Linked DNA regions of Homo sapiens: region 1 is linked to region 2. A link is an interaction called in ENCODE POLR2A ChIA-PET data of the cell type or tissue named here. Cell type or tissue: endothelial cell of umbilical vein. All regions are shown on one strand.

Region 1 (5,000 bases), 52 kb before region 2:
CAAACATAATTCAAAATCACTGCAATCACTCAAGCTTCAACGTAGCATTGACAAAATATAATCCAGATATCAAAGGCAAAGAATTGATCATCTACTAGATTTTGAGGGAAACTTAACATTAAAATTATCAAAAAGCCCCCTGAAACAGAGCCAGCAATCTATGGACCAATGCCACTAAGGTGCCACCACCACAAGAAGGTAAGGACAAAGGCTATGTCTTTCCCTAAGGCTATTCCCAGAGGCTAACACAGTGGTTGGTAGTGCAATACATACATGTTAACTATTTGATGGATTGATGGAATCGATGAGTAAATGCCACTTGAGAATGGGGTTCTATAGGTGACAAGTGTTTCCATTTGAATGATTCTTGTGGAACCTTATAGCAGAGAACAATGGAAACATTCTGTACCCTCCCCTCTCTCATTTCTGAACTGGCAACATGCTATTAAACCTGCTAACATCATAATCTAAGACAAGTTTAAAGCAGCCCTGGCTCAGTCTTTATACTTCGTCCATTTGCCATGCCAAGATTGAGGCCTATGAAATCCTAGCACTGTAACAAAACAGAAGGATGGTGATCCCCTTGTGGAAATTTATCCTAAGGGAAGAACAGAGAGAAAAAAGAGGAACACACTTTTTATAGTAGTAAAAAATAAAATTGAGAGAAAATTCAAGTCTACAAATAAATGTAGTGTTACAAAGCTATTATCAATGAAAATTGGTTAATATGTTATTTAAACATACAGACAGCCAAAAAAAAATCACAACCGTTTATACTATGTTAATGTTTTAAAATTTTGGGCTGGGCGCGGTGGCTCACGCCTGTAATCCCACCACTTTGGGAGGCTGAGGCAAGCGGATCACCTGAGGTCAGGAGTTGAAGACCAGCCTCGCCAACATGATGAAACCCCATATCTACTAAAAATACAAAAATTAGCCAGGTGTGGTCATGGGCGCCTGTAATCCCAGCTACTCGGGAGGCTGAAGCAAGAGAATCGCTTGAACCCAGGAGGCAGCAGTTGCAGTGAGCCGAGATCGTGCCATTGCACTCCAGCCTGGGCAACAGGAACGAAACTCCGCCTCAAAAATAAATTAATGAATAAAATTTTGTACTTTAGAATTCTGCATTTTAAAATTTGTATTTAGATTGTATCCATCCTTTGATCACAGCCAAAAATTTTTTTTTTTTTTTTTTGAGACAGACTCTCACTCTGTCGCCCACACTGGAGTGCAGTGGCGGGATCCTGGCTCACTGCAACCTCCGCCTCCTGGGTTCAAGCACTTCTCCTGCCCCAGCCTCCTGAGTAGCTGGAATTACAGGTGCCGACCACCACACCTGGCTAATTTTTGTAGTTTTAATAGGGACAGGGTTTCACCATGTTGGCCAGGCTGTTCTCAAACTCCTGACCTCAGGTGATCTGCCTGCCTCAGCATCCCAAAGTGCTGGGATTACAGGCATGAGCCACCATGCCCAGCTAGAGCTAAATTTATATATCGTGGTATACAAAGCCTAGATAAGAACTTGGCGGGGCGGGGGAGGGAGTTACAAGTGATTCCTTAAAAACTTTAACCAATTATTTCTCATTTTTATTTGTTGCTGTTGTTATACCAATAATTAGGAGAAAAATAAAAATAGAAACTATAAAAAGAGAAAGATATGAGACTAGAATTCAATTTCTAACACAAATGACATTTAGCTGGCACGTATGCAAGATCATACTGCCCTCCTTATCTTTGAAATGTGGTATAGGAGAAAACATAGAAGTTAGATGTCTAGAACAACAGCATCATTACCGTTAGAAATATCATGGAACTCCCCCCCACACACACAAACACAAAAAGCCATTGCAAAGAATGCTAATGCTCACAGTGTACAGCAAAGGCATCACCAATTGCTGAATTCTGGTTTTAAGTATAATGCAGCCTCTCGCTCTGATCAGAACCAGAAATGGAAGCCAGGCAAGGTGGCTCACGTCTGAAACCCTAGCATTTTGGGAGGTCGGGGTGGGAGGATCACCTGAGCTCAGAAGTTTGAGACCAGCCTGGGCAACATAGTGAGACCTCATCTCTACAAAAAAAAAAAAAAAAAAAAAATTTAATTAGCTGGGTGTGGAGGTGCATGCCTGCACTCCTAGCTACTTGGGTAGCTGAGATGGGAGGATCACTTGAGCCCAGGAGATCAAGGCTGCAGTGAGCTATGACTGCACCACTGCACTCCTGCCTGGGTAGCAGAGCAAGTCCCTTCTCAAAAAAAAAAAAAGCCAGCAATGAGATTTATGGAAAAGACTACATATCTTTTGGTATCCATGAATGACAACTGCATGTGATAGGGCTGATAACACTCTCTAAAAACTACATTCTTTCCATGCTTTTTTAGTTGAATAGTTATATTGATCATATCCACATATGAATTTCCCAGTTAACTACATTATTACTGATAAAAGATGATGTATTGCAGATAAAATAGTGTAATTGCTGAACTACATGCAAAAAAGGTATTATCTTCTTTCATTAAGTACAGTCCACCTATGTTACATATTACTGATGGAACATGTAACTACATATACCTTTAACAGTGAAGAATTCTGAGCAGACTACTTCCACGTCCCAGAAACTTAGCTTTTCACAGGCCTTCTGTTTTATTCTGATATCTAGCAATGATAATCTTTTATATCCCATTAACCATTTATCCCTCACCACCAGGCCTTCCCCTACCTCCCTTCAGTATTTCAAATCTATAATTAAAATAATCAGAATATAACTAAAAGATTCAGGAGCTTAGAAGAAGACAGATGTGGAAATCAAAGTATATCTAATAGACCTTCTTTTTCCTATATTAAGAGTTTCCATTTGAACTAAATTCTTAGGGGTTGAGTTTCTGGCTCTTACAGAATTCTGATAGTATCTTGGTACAAAATTCTTCAAAAAGAATTTTGTTTTTCTTTTTCAGATAGAGTTTCACTCTTGTTGTCCAGGCTGGAGTGCAATGGTGCAACCTCGGCTCGCCGCAACCTCCGCCACCTGGGTTCAAGCAATTCTCCTGTCTCAGCCTCCCAAGTAAGTAGTTGGGATTATAAGCATGCGCCACCACACCCAGCTAATTTTTTGTATTTTAAGTAGAGACGGGGTTTCACCATGTTGGTCAGGCTAGTCTCGAACTCCTGACCTCAGGTGAGCCACCCACCTCAGCCTCCTAAAGTGCTGGGATTACAGGCATGAGCCACCGCACCTGGCCCCCCAAAAAAAAAAGTTATCTTGAGGTTTAATGGGGTTCATGAATAAAATCTGCTATATATATTAATCTAGTATCCCTATCAATCTTTAGTCCAGCAAAACACCTTAATCAAAATATTTAGTTTGCTCCCTCAAGGAAGACAAATCGAAAACATAACTGAGTTTGGGAAGCACCAACCATACCCTCCCCTAGCCTGCCATAAAAAGAACTGTGATATGAGTGTAAAATGGGTAGGCCAGTAACTTTACTATCTCTTAACACCAGGTCCTCAGAGAAGATTTCATTATTTTTCTTTAGGCACTCAAAAAATTAACATCAAATCCAGATAGACTAAAATATGGTTCTTCCACAACTAGTCCTGACTGCCTGTGAACTAGATTACAGGTCCTCAGAGAAGATTTCATTATTTTTCTTTAGGCACTCAAAAAATTAACATCAAATCCAGATAGACTAAAATATGGTTCTTCCACAACTAGTCCTGACTGCCTGTGAACTAGATTACTGCAGAACCAATTACCAATAACTCAATTTTACAAAAAAAGTTTTAACTCTGGTTAGTGTTACAGCTTATTAACTTACTAAGATGGCATAGAATGATGAGTGCTTCATTTAAAATTTAGGATTTTCCTTTATAATTTTCCTAAGTATTTTATTTTCATCTGTCCCTCATCTACTTGGGGAAGTTGTAATGAAAGACACCTATTTAGGTTAAAAAACAATTAAAAAAAAAAAAACTAATAAAGGAAAGTTTCGTGTTTGATTGCTACTTAATAATGTTTAATTTCAATGAAGAACTAATATGTTCCCCAATCGGATTACATACATTTAGTTCACAGATTTTTTGCTCATATAATCTGTAATTAGTCCAAAATGGGATAATAGAGAAAAAAAAAGGCAATAAAGAAAATAGGAATATTACTGGAGGAAGTTAGAACAAAATCCAGTTTTTTCATATGTTAAATCTGGTGGTTATAGTAAATCAGAAGTTGTCCAATTTTTTTTTAAGCATGGAACTCTTCTTATCGAATAGTTTACCAAACACCACAATATATAACATATATAAAAGAGCAAGTTGCCCAAGGCTAAAGTGGGAAAAGGCTGGACCAGCCACGGGTTATGTTAGATACATCCACAGCACCAAATGGCACTATAGGATGTAGTCTGAAAACTATCTGGACAAGATGATCTCAAAGGCCCCCAAACACTTGAACTTAGTTTCAAAAAAGTTCACATACATAAAAAGGCAAAAACTCTCAAATTTGCATTAGATAATTTCCAAATAATCCCCATGAAACTCAATATTTAGATAAAGAATAGAAGAGGAAAAAATGCCCATGTATCATAAATGTTGGATCTTTTCTGAAAATGTGGGTCTATGGTAGAAAAATATTGTCCAGTTAAAAGGGCAAAATTGGCCGGGTGCGGTGGCTCACATCTGTAATCACAGCACTTTGGGAGGCCAAGGCGGGTAGATCACCTGAGATCAGGAGTTCGAGACCAGCCTGGCCAACATGGTGAAACCTCATCTCTACTAAAAATACAAAAATTACCCAAGTGTGGTGGCAGGCGCTTGTAATGCCAGCTACTTAGGAGGTAGCCTGAACCCAGGAGGGGAACTATTTGAACCCAGGAGGCGGGGATGTTGCAGTGAGCCAAAATCGTGCCATTGCACTCCAGCCTAGGAAACAAGAGCAAGACTCCATTTCAAAAAAAAACAAAAGGCAAAATTATGCACTATCCCAGAGTAAATAAGATTGGAAACTGG
Region 2 (5,000 bases):
CTCCCTGCTTCCCTTCCTTTTTCTTTCTTTCTTCTTTCTTTCTTTTCTTTTCTTTCTTTCTTTCTGAGACAGGGTCTCAGTCTGTTGCCCAGGCTGGAGGGCACTGGCACAATCATGGCTCACTGCGGACCCGACCTCTCGGGCTTAGGTGATCCTCCCACCTCAGCCTCTCGAGCAACTAGGACTACAGGTGCACACCACCACACCCTGCTAATTTTTGTATTTTTTGTAGAGATGGGGTTTCACAGTTGCCCAGGCTGGTCCTGAATTCCTGGGCTCAAGTGATCTGCCTGCCTTGGCCTCCCAAAATGCTGAGATTACAGGTGTGAGCCATTGCACCCAGCCAAGATGCTATGCCTTCCCTCTGGAACCTTGGTCACCTTATTGCCCTTTCACCTAGTTTATTCACCCATTAGTTCTCAGCTTACCATTCATCTCTTCCAGAAAGCAATGTGACTCAACTACCCCCACTCCAAGGCTGCCTGAGATAGTCTTCCCATATGTTTTCTTTTTTTTTTTTTTGAGACAGAGTCTTACTCTGTTGCCCAGGCTGGAGTGCAGTAGCATGATCTCGGCTCATGGCAACCTCTGCCTCCCAGGTTCAAGCTATTCTCCTGCCTCAGCTGCCCGAGTAGCTGGGACTACAGGCACGTGCCACCATGCCTGGCTCATTTTTTGTATTTTTAGTAGAGACAGGGTTTCACCATGTTGGCCAGGATGGTCTCGATCTCCTGACCTCGTGATCTACCCGCCTCGGCCTCCCAAAGTGTTGGGATTACAGGCGTGAGCCATCGCGCCCAGCCAATAGTACCTGTATTTATGCCGTTAAACAACAACCGGACTTGGCTACTCTGAGTGTACTGCCTATGAGATAGCCCTCTTCTGCAAGGAGCATTAAAAAGGCACAAAATAGGACAGCATGGCTGGCTGTATCCCCTGTTAGTCTGTACCCATTATGAGGGCAAGGCCTGTGTTTCTCATTTAGTTGTATCTCACTTGGGGCATATGTATACTCATAGGTTGTTAGATAAAATTATTCGCTGCCTAGTTTTGCTTTTCTGCCACATAACTAGCCACCTATGTACATGGTATTGTTCAACCTTTTGATAGAGAAGAGTATTCTAAGACATAGTATGGAAAAATTGAAATGAAAAGTCTGATAAGAACTTCTTCAGCAACCAACAAATGACCGTCCCAGTCATCTTACCTCAGCACAGTGGGACTCATCAGTATCATCATATCCAATGCTCCTTTTCCACTCTACCCATGAGAGGTAGAGCTTATCCTGAGCATCCTGAATTTTCTGATTGGCACTATACACATTCTTCCTGGCAAATTCAATCTAGACACATTGAAACAAGACAAAGGAACACACAAGTCAGATATTCACGTTAGCCTGTTTGCAGATGTATGATGTAAATCAGGCAACATAAAAACTAAGAATTTCCTGGAGTTGAATAAGATCTATTCCTGCTATCATTATTATTTATTATCAATATGTGTAAATTAACCAAGCAGTAGTAGCTCTTTACTGCCTCTATTTAACTATTAAATCACTGACTCCACATTTACTTCCAGTTTAGCACAGGTAAAGCAACTAAAAAACTACAAAAAATTTTTTTTGAGTGTCACTCTGTCACCCAGGCTGAAGTACAGTGGCGCGATCACAGCTCACTGAACCTCCTTCTCGTGCCTTAGCCTACCGAGTAGCTGGGATTACAGGCATACGCCACCATGCCCAGCTAATTTTTGTATTTTTAGTAGAGACAGGATTTCACCTTGTTGGCCAGACTGGTCTCGAACTCCTGACCTCAGGTGATCCAACCACCTTGCCCTCCTAAAGTGCTGGGATTATAGGCATGAGCCACCACGCCCAGCCAGCAACTAAAATTTAATGTGTACATGAGTAAAGGATAAGTTAGCATTACAAAACAGAAAGGAATTTGACCTTCCTCTTCCCTGTTGCCAACCACTATTTCCCCTTCTAAGAAGAAATGGTTTTCTCATGGCAGTACAGAATGGTACATACTGTTCTTTAACTTGGAAACCTTTAATGGCTACACAGTAGTCTATTGTGATATATCAATTTAATTAGTCCTGTTAGTGGATGTGCATTGTTATAGTCTCTTGCAACTTTAAACAAATATACACATCTGTAAGATAAAAAGTAAAACAGCTCCAAGTGTAGGTATGCTTGTAACTTTACTAAAACTGTCTCTTGAATCAGTCCCTTAGAGCAAGAGCTGCACAAGTGTGGTTCTTTCTCTACACCGTTGCCAACAGCCACATTTCCCGTGTGGCAGGACAAGAGAGATGTCAGTATTTGACCCCTCAGAGCGAGATTAGCATTGCTTCCTATATTTCAACTAGTTATACTTCCTTTTTCTGTGAGCTGTCTCCATATTCTTTGTCCAGTTTTCTATTGGGTTGTTTGTCAACTAAGAATGAAATTCTTGGATTTTGTGATTACATTTAATTCTTGGGCCTAGAGATAAATGAACCCACTTCAGACACCTTAAAATAAAGTTTTACTCACCAGGTGAACAGTAGAATGGAGCTGAGAAATGGTCTGTTGGCTTTTTTGCTTAGCTTCTTTAACCCTGCTGAGAGCCTGCTGGTAGGCACGGGAGTGAAGCTTGGTAGACAGGGATCCCAGTCTAACATAATAACTTGGCTTCTGAACCAGATCAAATCCTTCAACTTTTTTTGCTTCTTTTTCTGAAGTTAGAAATAAGAGACAAAAAAACTTAAGGGATCACAGTGACAAGTGATAAGGCCTGGACTCTAACCTGGGTCTTGACTTTCTTACTTCTACCCAATCACTTAGCAATCATGCAGTCATTTTTCCAAGACTGCTCACGTCTGCTGCTGGACTTGACTACCCTGAACATATTACTGTATCTGATACACACTGCATGCATCTACACGTTTCTCCCACTAGAGTAAACTGCTTTTTTTTTTTTGGAAACAGGTCTTGCTTTGTTGCCCAGGCTGGAGTACAGTGGCACAATTTTGGCTCACTGCAGCCTCAACCTCCCGAGCTCAACTGATCCTCTCACCTCAGCCTCCCGAGTAGCTAGGACTCTAGGAACAAGCCACCATGCCCAGCTAATTTTTGTGTTTTTTAGGGTTTCGCCATGTTGCCCAGGCTAATCTCAAACTCCTGAACTCAAGCGATCTGCCTGTCTTAGCCTCCCAAAGTGCTGGGATTGTAGGCATGCATGCACCATTGCTCCCAGCCTAGAGTGAACTTGAGCGGCATGGTACCTGGCACACATTACCTAATGATGATTCTTTGTAAGGAGGATTTTATAAAGCAATCCATTAAAGACTATCCATTTACAGAAAATATTTTTCAAGGCCAATTTTTGCTAAGGTTTCAAAACTTACTACGTACGATTCAATGTGAACTTTATGATTGCTTTAGGAAGGAAAATCTATAGAGGCAAAAAGATTAGTGGTTGCTCACATCTGTAATCCCAGAACTTTGGGAGGTCAAGGCAGGTGGATCGTTTGAGCCCAGGAGTTCGAGATCAGCCTGGGCAACATAGTGAGATCCCATCTCTATAAAATTAAATTAAATTAAAAAGGACTGACTGCAAACAGGCATGAGGATCTTTTGGGGTAGCAGAAGTGTTCTGAAACTGGATTGCAGTGATGCTTGCACAACTGTGTAAATTTAGACTCAAGATGAGAGTATATGTCAATGAAGCTGTTTAAGAAAGATTTAATATAAAACAGTATTTCAAGATAAAATTCCAGTTACCTAGTTCTTCCTCAGTGAGAGGGAGGTACTGTTCTACCAACAGCTCTGATTTGGTGAGTGCATTTTCTACGCCACTGCTCACGAGCTGCATCATCCGACTCCCCAAGACTGTGTTAATGCTGCCACTGACCACAGACTTGGTCTTCTCCACACTGCCAGTCACTGCCCCTTTGGTCTTGTCCATCACCCCTGTGATCGTGCTGGCCACAGAATCCTTGGCCCCAGTCACAGTAGTCGTCACAGCATCTTTTGCCCCAGTCACAGCGCCTTTGGCATTGGCAACAATCTGTAAGTAGAAAAGCAGATCCCCTGGCTGGTGAGAAAAATGAGCACAAGGACATACCTAAGGTCTTAACTAAGGCAGCACAGCTGAAGAGTTAAAGAAGGAATCTAGTCCTCTCACTCTAGCTTTAGGTCTTGGGCAAGTCACTAAGAGTTGATGAGCCTGAATTTCCCTATCAAGTATATCTGCCCTACCTGCCAATCCTTGGGAATTGCAGGAGGAGCAAATGAAGTAAACAGATATGAAATTTGTCTGTTTGCCAAGGCTGCAGTGAGCTGTGATTGTGCCACTGCACTCAGCCTGGGTGACAGAGCAAGACCCTGTCTCAAAAAAAAAAAAAAAAAAAGAGAAGAGAAAAGAAAAAAAAAGAAAAGAAAAGAAGGTAAGTTATATAGCTTATTCCAAAGTCACACAAATCCAGAGAGGAAACTGAAGATCAAACTATACCTGGCCCTCGGGGTGTTATTAGTATGCAGTTATTATACATGGCAGGGCATGGTGGCTCATGCCTGTAATGCCAGCACTTTGCAAAGCTGAGTTGGTTGGATCACCTGAGGTTAGGAGTTCGAGACCAGCCTCACCAACATGGTGAAACCCCGTCTCTACTAAATACAAAAAATTAGTTGGGCGTGGTGGCACATGCCTGTAACCCCAGCTACTTGGGAGACTGAGGCAGAAGAATCACTTGAACCCCAGAGGTGGAGGTTGCAGTGAGCCAAAATTGCACCATTACACTACAGCCTGGGCAACAAGAGCAAAACTCTGTCTCAAAAACAAACAAACAATGACAAAAAAAATTAGCTGGGTGTGGCGGGGCGTGCCTGTGAACCCAGCTACTGGGGAGGCTGAAGCAGGACAATTGCTTGAACCCAGGAGGAAGAGACAGCAGTGAGCCGAGATTGTGCCACTGCACTCCAGCCTGGGTGACAGAGCAAGACTCTGTCTCAAAAA

What was found. ChIA-PET counts read pairs that join two places held together with the same protein. Peaks named below come from ENCODE experiments on the same cell type or tissue, not always from the same donor. Only the 100,000 strongest peaks of a DNase experiment are listed, where the experiment ranks them.
Region 1: POLR2A ChIA-PET joins it to region 2 with 5 read pairs; 11 of 35 experiments call an interaction of 5 or more read pairs at or near these places.

The regions. Positions count from the first base shown.
Region 1 is chr9:19,064,759-19,069,758 of GRCh38, forward strand. All of the region lies in intron 12 of HAUS6 (HAUS augmin like complex subunit 6), which reads right to left. Among named protein-coding and RNA genes, the nearest start is that of RRAGA, 18 kb to the left of the region's middle. In endothelial cell of umbilical vein, no CTCF peak of the experiment used is centred here; no DNase peak of the experiment used is centred here.
Region 2 is chr9:19,117,114-19,122,113 of GRCh38, forward strand. It overlaps PLIN2 (perilipin 2), which reads right to left. Exons shown (of 8, transcript NM_001122.4): 5 at 3,767-4,052; 6 at 2,537-2,718; 7 at 1,208-1,342. Among named protein-coding and RNA genes, the nearest start is that of PLIN2, 7.9 kb to the right of the region's middle. In endothelial cell of umbilical vein, no CTCF peak of the experiment used is centred here; a DNase peak (open chromatin) is centred at 2,148; H3K27ac peaks cover 2,156 bases.